2 separate regions of the Homo sapiens genome follow, and region 1 is linked to region 2. The links are chromatin loops, found by intact Hi-C in ENCODE. Cell type or tissue: mammary epithelial cell. All regions are shown on one strand. Each heading gives the region's core, and the rest is flanking DNA. Links, peaks and the distances in the headings are about the cores only. Region 1 overlaps LRIG3-DT (LRIG3 divergent transcript). Region 2 holds the start of LOC105369788 (a long non-coding RNA gene).

Region 1 (5,388 bases), core at 75-5,074, 640 kb after region 2:
CATTCCTGGAGGACAGTCGAAAGATTGATTGGATGATTTTTTGGCAGCTATTTGCAGAGCCTGCAGCCACAGCTTGGTTTAATTAGGGAATCAGAGCGTTTCTTTTATGTAGGTCACATTAGGTTTTGATTCCAGATCTCATACAGCTAGAACCTTTCTAAAAAGTCAGAAATACATGTACAACTGGCAGGCTTTTCTTTCTCTCTCTCTCTTTTTTTTTTTTTTTTTAGAAAAAAAGGTTTTTAAAATAGTTCTCATCTGGGTCATGTATGCTAGTGTAGCCGTTTTCTGTGTCCTTTTGTCTAATTATCAGAATAAGAGTGATATTCTACTTTTCTTCCATGAAGCTCCTGTTGTCTGATGTACATATGCTGAACACATATTATAAAATTACTGGCAGGGATCTGGGGGTGGTGGGAGGGTTAATGGTTATTTGTTTGCTTCTTTGTGCTTTTGCACCCGAAAGGTTTAATGGGTTCCCTTTCTATGGAATCTAATCCTGAAGAATCCAGGGAGAATGTAAAAACAATTATCCAGTTAATCTTTGTGCTGTAGTTAGGAATAAATACAAGGCAGTAAGAGAGATAGGAGACTGGGCATTGTAATGACACTGCAGGAACTGAAACCCAAAATTAAATATTCTCGGATTATAGGCAGCCCTTAGGAAACCTTGTCTAAAGAGTTTATGATGCACAAAGAATACTTCTTGGTAGGTAGCCAAGTAAGAGCCGCTAATGATTATGGACGTCTGAATGATGAACATGGATTCTAGTATTGCCTTAGAAAAAAAACCTAAGCTAATACTATTTGCCTTTCAGAAATTTGTTACAATTAGGACATGATTCTGATTTAAATTGTGCTTCAGGTACCATGTTATATGTATACTTCTGCTTATAGGAAATTTGAAATTTTAGCAGTCAAATAAAACATAAATGCTAAACATTTAAACATTAAAGAGCAAGACAGCCACCTTCACCACTTCCAAAAAATATATTTGCAGAGTATTTGCTGATATAGGCAATGCGTACTTAACTGACTAATGTGATTTTGTGTAGTCTACCACCCAGAGATGATTAATTAGGCTACTCAGTGAGGGTCATGCAAACAAGTTTTAACGTTACAGGCTCTCAGGAGTGTGAAGCAGTGTCCTGTTTACATTTCCTGGATGGTTAAATGAAGAGCGGTGTGAAACACTGAAATGAAATACGATGAAACATTTCAAGTTGTGTACCTCTCAAAATGTTAAGAGGGGCTATTATCCCTCAAAGCCTGCAGATTCAATCAATTTCAAATTGTTAAAAGCAGCTGGAAGGAGACGTCTGTCAATGGAGGAGGTGTCTTGTCTGTTGGAGAGACTCACAGACTCTTGGTCTCATTATTTTCAGAACGAAAAGGGAACCACAGCTGTCTGTTCTGATACATCTGATTAAACTGCTACACCAAGGGTCAGAAAGAGATGGAGGAACTCTAAGTTGAGCTTTGGAAGCAATAGTTTCAGGGCATCTATTGACTTTCCAAACTTCTTATTGGGCGGGAAGTATCACAATAATAGGACTTGCCATCAGACATCTGGCATGATCATTGTTGGAACCACATCATTGAAACTGCCTGTCTAAGGATATTTTACTCTTGTTCTCCTCTCTTGCAACTCTCACCCCAATGAATAATATCCAAGAAGAATAAAATGAATTCATTATGGTTTCAAATTGCCCAAGGCAGAAATGTTGCCTTTACATTTCAGAAGAGGAGATAGCACTGGTACCAAATGTATAGAAAGGGTGGAGTTTATCTATTACCAAATCAAATTTAAGTTGCCAAAGGTCTCTTGCCTATCATCTTACTTTTTTTTAGAAAAGTGTCTTAACTATAGCTCTTGTGTCTCTCTGCTGTCACTCAATTCATTCTGTAGAATATAGAGTTCCATATTTTTATTATGATTGGAGTTAAACCACAGACCCTCACAAATTTGTAGTTGGTGGTAGTTCAGTACACCTAAATTAAAAAAATAAAAATAAAAAAATCCACAGTGTATTTTATAGAGCTGCAATGCCCCCTTCTGTCTGCAGTGCCTGGGGTGGAAAAACTCACTTGGGTTTATGAGTTGATTGTGGCAAGTGAAAACAATGTTTATACTTTTCTTATAATGGTTCAACTACACACATGAGAGGGCTGTAAACCAGCAGTGACAGTGATCATTCAAATTCTATCCCTTCTATTCCATTTCCTCATTTGGCCTCCTATAATCTATAGGAAATTAATATAACACTGATGATTGCTGCCATTGGCCAGAAAACCCAATTATCTGTGTGGCTGTGAAGGTGGATTAGTAATGTCCTTTTTACTGTGATATGTAGGTAACCTAAGATGTACATTTAAAGAGCAACAAGTGTGTTTCAGCCACTAGAATCTTGATGGGAATGATTAGTTAGACTTACATGTCTATTTGTCTATCTGCATAAACTTCATTGATTCCCTATAAGACCATGCTATAATTTATAAAACATGTACAGTACAGATTATGTCTTAACTCCTAATAACTTCTCAAAAAGGAATTGATGATACCCTTAGCCAGAACTAATCAGAGAAAAAAATATCTTTGATTTGGTCTGCACTCTCTTTTTTCACCATCGGTTTGGCATGTTTTACTCTGCTTCTCTTACACCCCTTATCAATTATGCCCCACGTGGTTGGCATGCAGTAGTTGTTTCCCTGGGCAAGGCTTTTAATAAATATTACAGAAGATTCTCTGGACTTCTCACTGCATTTGTTCAAAGTCAGATTTTCCATGGAGTCTTCATCAACCATATTTTCAAAGAAGGTTTACGTGTTTCTAATATATTCTGAAAACTAGCTCAAGTTCTTATTGCACAAATGGAGTATGAAAAATCATCTCTTAAGTGTTGCAGGTGTGTGTGTATGTGTGTGTGTGTTTGTGTTGTAAGTGGTATGTCTGTGTGTGAATGGGAATTGAATTTGAATGATGGAGACAGTACAACTGCTGGCTTTGCGTTAGGAGAGGAGAAGCATAATCTAAAATAGTTCTTTCCCATTACATACAAATAATGAATCCTGAGGCTTTCTATGTACCAATATTAATTTCTTGAATTTCAGATTTCTGTGCGCCCTAATTGTGTTGATGACAATAATTATTAGATTGAACCACTTTTGACGTACAAAATGAACTAAAAGATTCATTTATACATTCTTTTAAAATGCAGTTAGGTTTAGAGTCTCCACATTATAGCTTTGGATTAGAGAAAAAACACCTTAAATAAGATGCTTCTTTGGGCACAAAAACACGTGCTGTGTGTGGAGGTCAGAGCATGGGAGATTAGGCATGCTTCAAAGATTTTTTATCACACATTTTTGGGGCCTTCATAGTATTAAATATTAATGAATCTTAGTGTGTGTTAGAAGGTAGTAGAGAATCAAATTGAAAAGACTGTGAATAGAAAGAGATGATCTATTGATACCGTTTTTTCTTTAGTATCCCTCTTTATTTGATAATCCCTGAATTGATTATAACTCAGACATGAAGCAGTAAATTCTCTCCTTTGGGCCACTCTATATCCACAAAAAGCATTTGTTGAGTAAGGCCTTGTGAGGAGGTCTTGAAAACCTTGTGTTCTGATCCCAATGATGAGTCAGCGCTATCTCCAGCTGGCTATGGGAACGTTGGAAAAGGCACTAATTCCTGTCAAATTTTCCCTCTGGGTCTTCCAACTAGTACTCAATCACAAACAATGACCTATTTTTCTTTAGCGTCTGGTGGTAGAATTCTTTAAGATTCCTTCATAAATGAATCTTAGCCCAGAAAGTTAGGACTTTTCATGACTTACGATGAAGCTCAATGTGAAGTTGAAATTGTAAGTGCAAGTGAGAGAGCATGATAAATATTTAACACCTATCTGACTCCAGGAGAATGCTGTTTTTAGAAGAAAGAAACCTTTTGCTTGCTCCATTTTTATAGTGTTCTTAATGGCAAAAGTTAAACAAGTCCAGTTTCCCATACTGGATCTACTATTTGAGGGTAGTTCCCCGGCAATCAAATTTAAAATACTTTAGGTGCAAAGGAGCGAAGTGAGAAAAGCAACACTTTGAAATAAATAGAGTGTACCAGTGAATATACTGGCTGTCTATTCAAAGGTCTTACTCACTAGTGACCCAATAGGAAAGTTCTGCACAAAGTAAGGGATAAAAAAGCTAAAGAGGAAAAACAATTAGGAAAGAAACAGTTCAAACACAAATTATGCCATTTATCCTCAGCATCAAAATAAGCTGTTTCTATAGGGGAAACAATGCAAAACAAAACAAAAATCAAACAAATTACTTGCTTTTAAGATGCTTGTCATTCTTTAAAATATATTTTAATTTCTAATTAATTGTTTTTCTAAAAAACTGCGTAGGCTTAAGATATCATCCCCTCTTGCTAGACCTTTTACATTTTAATTTTTGAAATATAAAAACCTATAAATATAGTATATGCAAAAAGGATCAAATTTATGTTTCACAGCAATTACTGGGTGCTAGACAGTATGTCAAGGGCTTTCCAAATGTTTACATATTCAATACTCACTGCTCTCCCAGGAGGTAGGTACTACTATTGTATTAGAGATGAGACACTGAATGGCAAAGAGGAGGACCTTGGATTTGAACATGTGTGTCTAGTGGCAGAACGCAATGGTCTAACTCGTAGGCTTTGCTGCCCTAGAAATCATTTGGTAATAGGATGCATATGACTCAAATACAGTGGCTATTTCTAACTCTTATAAGGTCACCTTTGGGAGCACTAAAAAGAAAACATCTCAGATCATTATTTGTTCTGAAATTCTTTACTGAACAAACCAATAACTTCCAGTTGCTGTATTATGGATTCATTCATTCATTCAGTCAGCAATACTTGTTAAATATCCACTTTTTCCTTTCTTGAGTCTACGTTTTTCCCCCAGTCTTGGTGAAAAAGATCCGGAACTTTAGTGATTATAATCATTATAAAAACCTCATCATAACCATAATAAACTCAGGATGCCCACCTCTTAGGGCAACTCACAGAGGTGGAGCATAACTCCTGACTCCTTAATCTGGGCTGTGCATAGTGCATTTCTTCCAAAGACTGCAGTATGGAAAGAGGGGAAAATAGTAACTTCATAGTGCATAAACCCGACACCTCAGCCAGGTGATCAAGGTTAACATCAACAGTGACAAGTCATCTTGACAGTATTTGCCCTTGAGATGTTGTGATGAAAATGGTACTTTACTTGTGCAGTCTTCCTCTGCAAAACACATCGCCCTAGTCTAATCATGAGAAAAACCTCTGAAAAATCCCAACTGAGGGACTTAATATTAATACAAAATACCTGACTAGTATTCCTCAAAAGTCTCAAGGTC
Region 2 (5,388 bases), core at 280-5,279:
TATGTTAATCTCTAACTAAAGGATTGATCGAGACATTAATGTTCTTCTTGTTAGCTTGGTTTGAAAACAAAGTAAGTTAAGAAAATAGTAATCAGAAGTTTTCTTTTAAGTCTGGAGCTAATGAACAGTGGATAGAGTTGACGATTTGGGGAGATTTATTTAATAGAAACTATATTCAGGGTGACCATATGTTGTGGAGTATTCAAGATAGTCCCACTTCACACCTGTTGTCCCAACATGATTTACAGCAGCTCCCTTTCTCTCTCAAAATTGTTCACTAGCTATAGTGGATCCTAAAAGTACCCTTTCTCCCCAGGATGAAATCAGTCTAGCAAATGTGTCTTCCACTCTCCAATTTCAGTATCTGCATCATTCATTCATTCACAGATATTTCTGAAAATTACAATACCGGATATTTTTCTCATCACTGAAATTATTTTTTTTTTAAATTATATCCCTTAAGGGGCTCATAAGGATCAGTGCAAGATGGACATAAATTGTTTTTCTTAATTCAATGCAATGTGCATTAATGAGAACGCACCATGTGTTTTAAGCACTGACTAGTTGTCAAGGGGATGGAGGAGTAAGCAAGAGAAAGTCTATACCTTTAAGGAGTCATTTTGGTTGATCTGCTTATCTCCATCTATTAATCTGATGATAAAAGTCTCCAATGGCTTCCCATTTCACTTGGAATAATCTGAGCTCCTTATTATGACCTCGAAAGCCAGATCTGGCCCCTGCCTACCCTGTGATCTTATTTCACACTACTTTTTTGGTTCACTAAGCTCCAGGCATACAGGCCTTCTTTCTGTTTCTGGGCTTGTGCCTGCCTCAGGGCCTTTGCACTTACCATTTCCTTTATACACAAACCTCTTCCCCCAGGGTGTCCTGTGGCTGTCTTCTTCTCTTCATTTGTGTCTAGGCTTAAAAGTGACTGCTTCTGGGACACTTTCCCAATCACATTATCCAAATTCGCCTTTCCTCTCTCTGTCTTGTTTTACTTGGGTTTATTTTCTTAGCTGTTATCAACCTCTAAAAGTAATAATTAAGTATGGGTTGCTTTTTTGGGCTATCTTCTCATGATGAAATGTAAGCAGACTCTTGCCTATCTTGGTCACCCCAACATCTCTGTATCTTGAGCAGCGGCTAGCACACAGTAGGTGATTAATATTTTTGAATAAATGATAAGTAAACTTTGTGACTGATTTATAGATTTACATTTATTTCTCACAATTTAATATGTATTCTTGAAAGCCTTTTCTTAGCCTTTTACCTTTCTCCTTTCGTATGATTCTTTTTACACTTTGAGTCCTTGAGTCTGTTATTGTCACTCCAATCTCTTGACAAAGGAGTTATCTTACATATCCTGCACCAATACGCTAATGTTGACTGTTGAAAATCACACAGGTACAGAATGAATCTGGTTGTTGTCTTCTGTGCCTCTCTCTCTAATAAACCCAAACTCGAGGATATTTTCAGTTATTTCTCTTGCCTCCTTTCATATCAAGGGTAACTCATACCAGTCCATTTCAGTCTGGAGGGGCCACTGAGAAATCTTTGGTTTGAGCCTGGTAGATTAAAAGATGGCATTATTAGTCAGTCCACTGTAGAAAGAAGATGAAATTTGAGTATTTATTTCTGTAATGGTGATGGTTTATCTGTTCCTTTTGGAAGTAGGCCTGTTGACACAGGTGAGACATGCCTTGTTTGTCCTCAGTTCAAAGTAAATTGGTCAATGAGGGGATCAAGTTTGCCACATTGGCTGCATTATCATCATATTCCAACTAAGGACAAGGGCCAGCCAGGATAACTTATTTGAAGTGTACGTAGGCTTTGTTATACCTCTACAGGGAATAACCTTAAATTTCCTATAAAATAAAAAATTCAGCTCCTCAATGAAATGATGTGGCTCTAACTAGGGATAAAAAGAGGTGCAACTATTCAAATGTGATAACAAACACAGGTGATGACGTGAATGCTAGTGATTTGCTTTTGATAATCCTGTGAGGCAGGCAATGTGGGATGAAGCCATTTCTGAGATGAGTTTAAAGAGTGAAGGCCATAGGGCTAGAAAAAGGCAAAGCAAGAGCTTGTCCCAGATCTTTTGAGGGCAGTCCTTTATAATTTCTATGACATTATACTCTCTCCCTCTTTCACACCTTATAATATATTTAACTTACGTATATCATTTTATTTTTAGTTACTTTTTTTTCTTGAATGGGACCAATGCAGCAATTTTTACTTTGTGTCTCATTTTATTCCTAACTTACACAGAATCTACTGGCAGCCAATCACATTTAAAATAAATACAAGGAGTGCCAGTTGCATCTTCAAAGTAGCAGATACCAACATGGAATGAAATATGCAAGAGATTTTATTGAGTGAAACACCTGTGAAGAATAAGAACTGGAAGGAGGAGGAGTAGGTAGAGAGCAGGAGTGGACAGGTCTGAAAGAAGTGAAAGGAGAGATGGAGGGAAAGACTGAGTAGGAAGAGCCTCAGATCATGCACAGTTCTGAGAAATGTTCTGCCAGGTCAAGGGGTAGTCCCTGAGCTCTTTCAAGCTAGGGTTGGCAAACTATTTGGCCCATGGGACAAATCTGGCCTGCTACCTGATTTTGTAATTAAAGTTTTATTGAGATGCAGTCATATCTATTCATATACATATTGCCTATGACTGATTTCATGCTTAACTGGCAGAGTTAAAGTGTTGCAACAGAGAACATGTGGATGGAAAAATATAAATATTAATTATCTGGATCTTTATAGAAAAGTTTCCACCCTTTGCTTTAGAGTAATCTCATGTTAGACAGAAATGGCCCACTGTAGTACCCCCAGCATATTCAGTTATGGGCTGAGAATAGCCCTAGGAGAATGTGGTTATGGGGCAAATGATGCCTCCTGGTGGACTGAAAAATGTGGCAGTTGGAGCCTCTTAATAAGCTATGTTCCTCACAGCAGGTTCTCCTAAAGGGAGATTTGAGTGAGACACACAGATAGTGTGTGGCTCTTTATTGAAAAAGTTTGCTAACCCTGCTCTAGATAGGAGTTAGTATTTATTCCACAAGGGACATGGTCATTTGTTATAAGTGAGCAAATTAATTGTCTGTTTTATAAAGCAATTTCCTATAATACTGCCTAGCAAGAATTATTTTCCTCGGACTCGACTTTGTCAGTTCTGCCTTAGATAAAGGTATGTTGTTGAGGGAGGCACAGGGTGGTGCTGGAAAGAACACTGAATGGCTGGAAGACCTGGGACCTTGTCCAGTACAGGCTGCTAAATATCTCCGTGGTCGCCATGTGTTACATCACCTCTCTGGACTTCAAGAGCCCTGTTTGTCAAACACGGGGTTTAGACTAGAGGACTGTTAATTCCTTTTAACCGCAACAAGAGTATCATACAGGACAGTACTAATCAACGGGTGGGCCTGAGCCAGCAGCTGGGGATTTGGTGGACTAAGTAGGAGAAAAATGACCCAGCGTAGATCAGAGATCTTCTCTAGCTGGTGTGCAAAAAACTGCGACAAGGAGAGACTTGTTCCAGTAACCCAAACTGTTCCCTTTTAATTACAGCATAAACATGAGTCTATTTATGTGGATGTTCAATGATACAATGACATGGCCTATCAAGTGGAAGCAACCAATAAAGCAGACAATGATGGTGCAGGCCAAGGAGCCTGTATGGTGCTCACAGGAGGGCCATTGTGCTGGGACATATAGAAGCAGCTTTTCTTCCTGCTTACAAGATCTACTCTGTCTTGTTGGAGGGGAAAATGAGGTGAACATTAGCTTATTACCTCTGTGTGTTATGTGTGTGTGTGTGTGTGTGTGTGTGTGTGTGTGTGTTTGTGTGTGTCTGTGTGGGTGAGTGGGAAGGGAGGAGTTAAACACCTAGACAGCTCCGGAAACATCCCTGTCTCTATGAAACCTGGACACTGAAGGTTTTATATGTGAGTAACATAGATTTTGTTTGTTTGAACTTCTAGTATAGCTCTGCGGTAACAAGATTAGTGTCAAAATCCTAGATATCCCCAGGAGGGAGGGGAAGGGTTCCTGGGAAAGGACAAGAGTCCTTCCAGTAATATTCCATGTACTTGCTGAACCTAGAAAACAAAACTACAGGATGCATATTTATGTAAGAATTTCAGATAAATAAAGAATAATTTTTTTAGTATAAGTATGTCCCATGCAATATTTGTGTTTTATTTGGTAACCCTATTGAATGAGAGCAATTTCCTCAAAAAGTTAATGAATAGAGTAGATTTTGGTGGAACATAAGAGTTACAAGAATCAGTGGACTCTAGAACAGGGGCACCAGGTCATTAAAATAATTGTTTTTAATTTTTGTGGTTATTGTATGGTCCTTTAAATACCTGTCTTTGCCATATTTTTCATCTTCCAGCAGCCAAATAGGGGATATATATTTTTTAAAAGTAAGAAATAAAGCTTTAACCTTACCCTTAGAATTATCAGTGTTTGTTTGCAGAACCTGCTAGAACTTTGAGTTTAGCTGTAATTACAGAACTGACCCAGACCATATCAGACATTGAGATAATTGAGTTTTTCAAGTCATAGTGAGAGGGAGATGGAAAGCTATATTGTGGCTGAGCTAAGAATCTATTCTATCATTTTATGGGGAAATAAGCTATGCTGGAAATATAAACACCTATTTTTGGACATTTTCTCAATCCTATTGAACTCACAAAATGTGAAACTTTTTAGTTGGTTCAAAGCAATGATGAAGAATTTTATCCCTAGACTGTCCTTTAGATAGCAAATAGACATAGAAAATATTGTCACTTAGAGGAGTTTGGGGTACTAGAATGTTCTTCTCTACTGTTAAAGAAGACCACTGTGAAAAAATTTTCAAAAAAACTTTCCCTCATGAGCAGTTTATAAACTTTCTTTTCCAACAGCTTTTTCTTTTATTGTTCATTGGAAGTGTGCTTATGCCAGCATAATTTTGACAAGTCTCAAAGTATTTGCTGCTATAATTGTAGAAGTCTTCCTTTAATAAAATGAAATTTGATTTTTATTTACCTGAAGTAGTAGAGAGTTGCTAGACTTAAAAAAAATCATTGTAAACACATTATCAAAAATAGACCAGTTTAACTGAATTTCATCACTTAATTTGCACAGATATTAACTAGGAAGTTAGTCTTCACAAGGTTAGAAGCTGCCAGCAGAGTTCCCAAACACTATGATATCTTTTGAGTCATTTAGCTCTTTTCCCTCATACTGTTTCTCCTTTTTATGCAATAATTCTTTTTTCAAGGCACACTTTTCATTTTCTAATTCCTCATCCCTTTATTGGCATGCCATTAAACTCATAATTGATCCATATTTTTCTTAACATGGGGAAATGTAATTTCTCATTTCTCATCATAT

What was found. Peaks named below come from ENCODE experiments on the same cell type or tissue, not always from the same donor. Only the 100,000 strongest peaks of a DNase experiment are listed, where the experiment ranks them.
Region 1: a loop joins it to region 2, with 2.5 times the contacts of the local background. A loop is called at or near these places in 3 of 110 quality-filtered maps.

Annotation. Positions count from the first base shown.
Region 1 is chr12:59,085,219-59,090,606 of GRCh38, forward strand. All of the region lies in intron 3 of LRIG3-DT (LRIG3 divergent transcript), which reads left to right. Among named protein-coding and RNA genes, the nearest start is that of LRIG3-DT, 170 kb to the left of the region's middle. In mammary epithelial cell, for the core only: a CTCF peak has its summit at 2,064 (motif pointing left); no DNase peak of the experiment used is centred there; H3K27ac peaks cover 126 bases.
Region 2 is chr12:58,440,852-58,446,239 of GRCh38, forward strand. LOC105369788 (a long non-coding RNA gene) reads left to right here and starts at 3,706. Exons shown (of 4, transcript XR_945006.2): 1 at 3,706-3,778. In mammary epithelial cell, for the core only: a CTCF peak has its summit at 2,906 (motif pointing left); no DNase peak of the experiment used is centred there.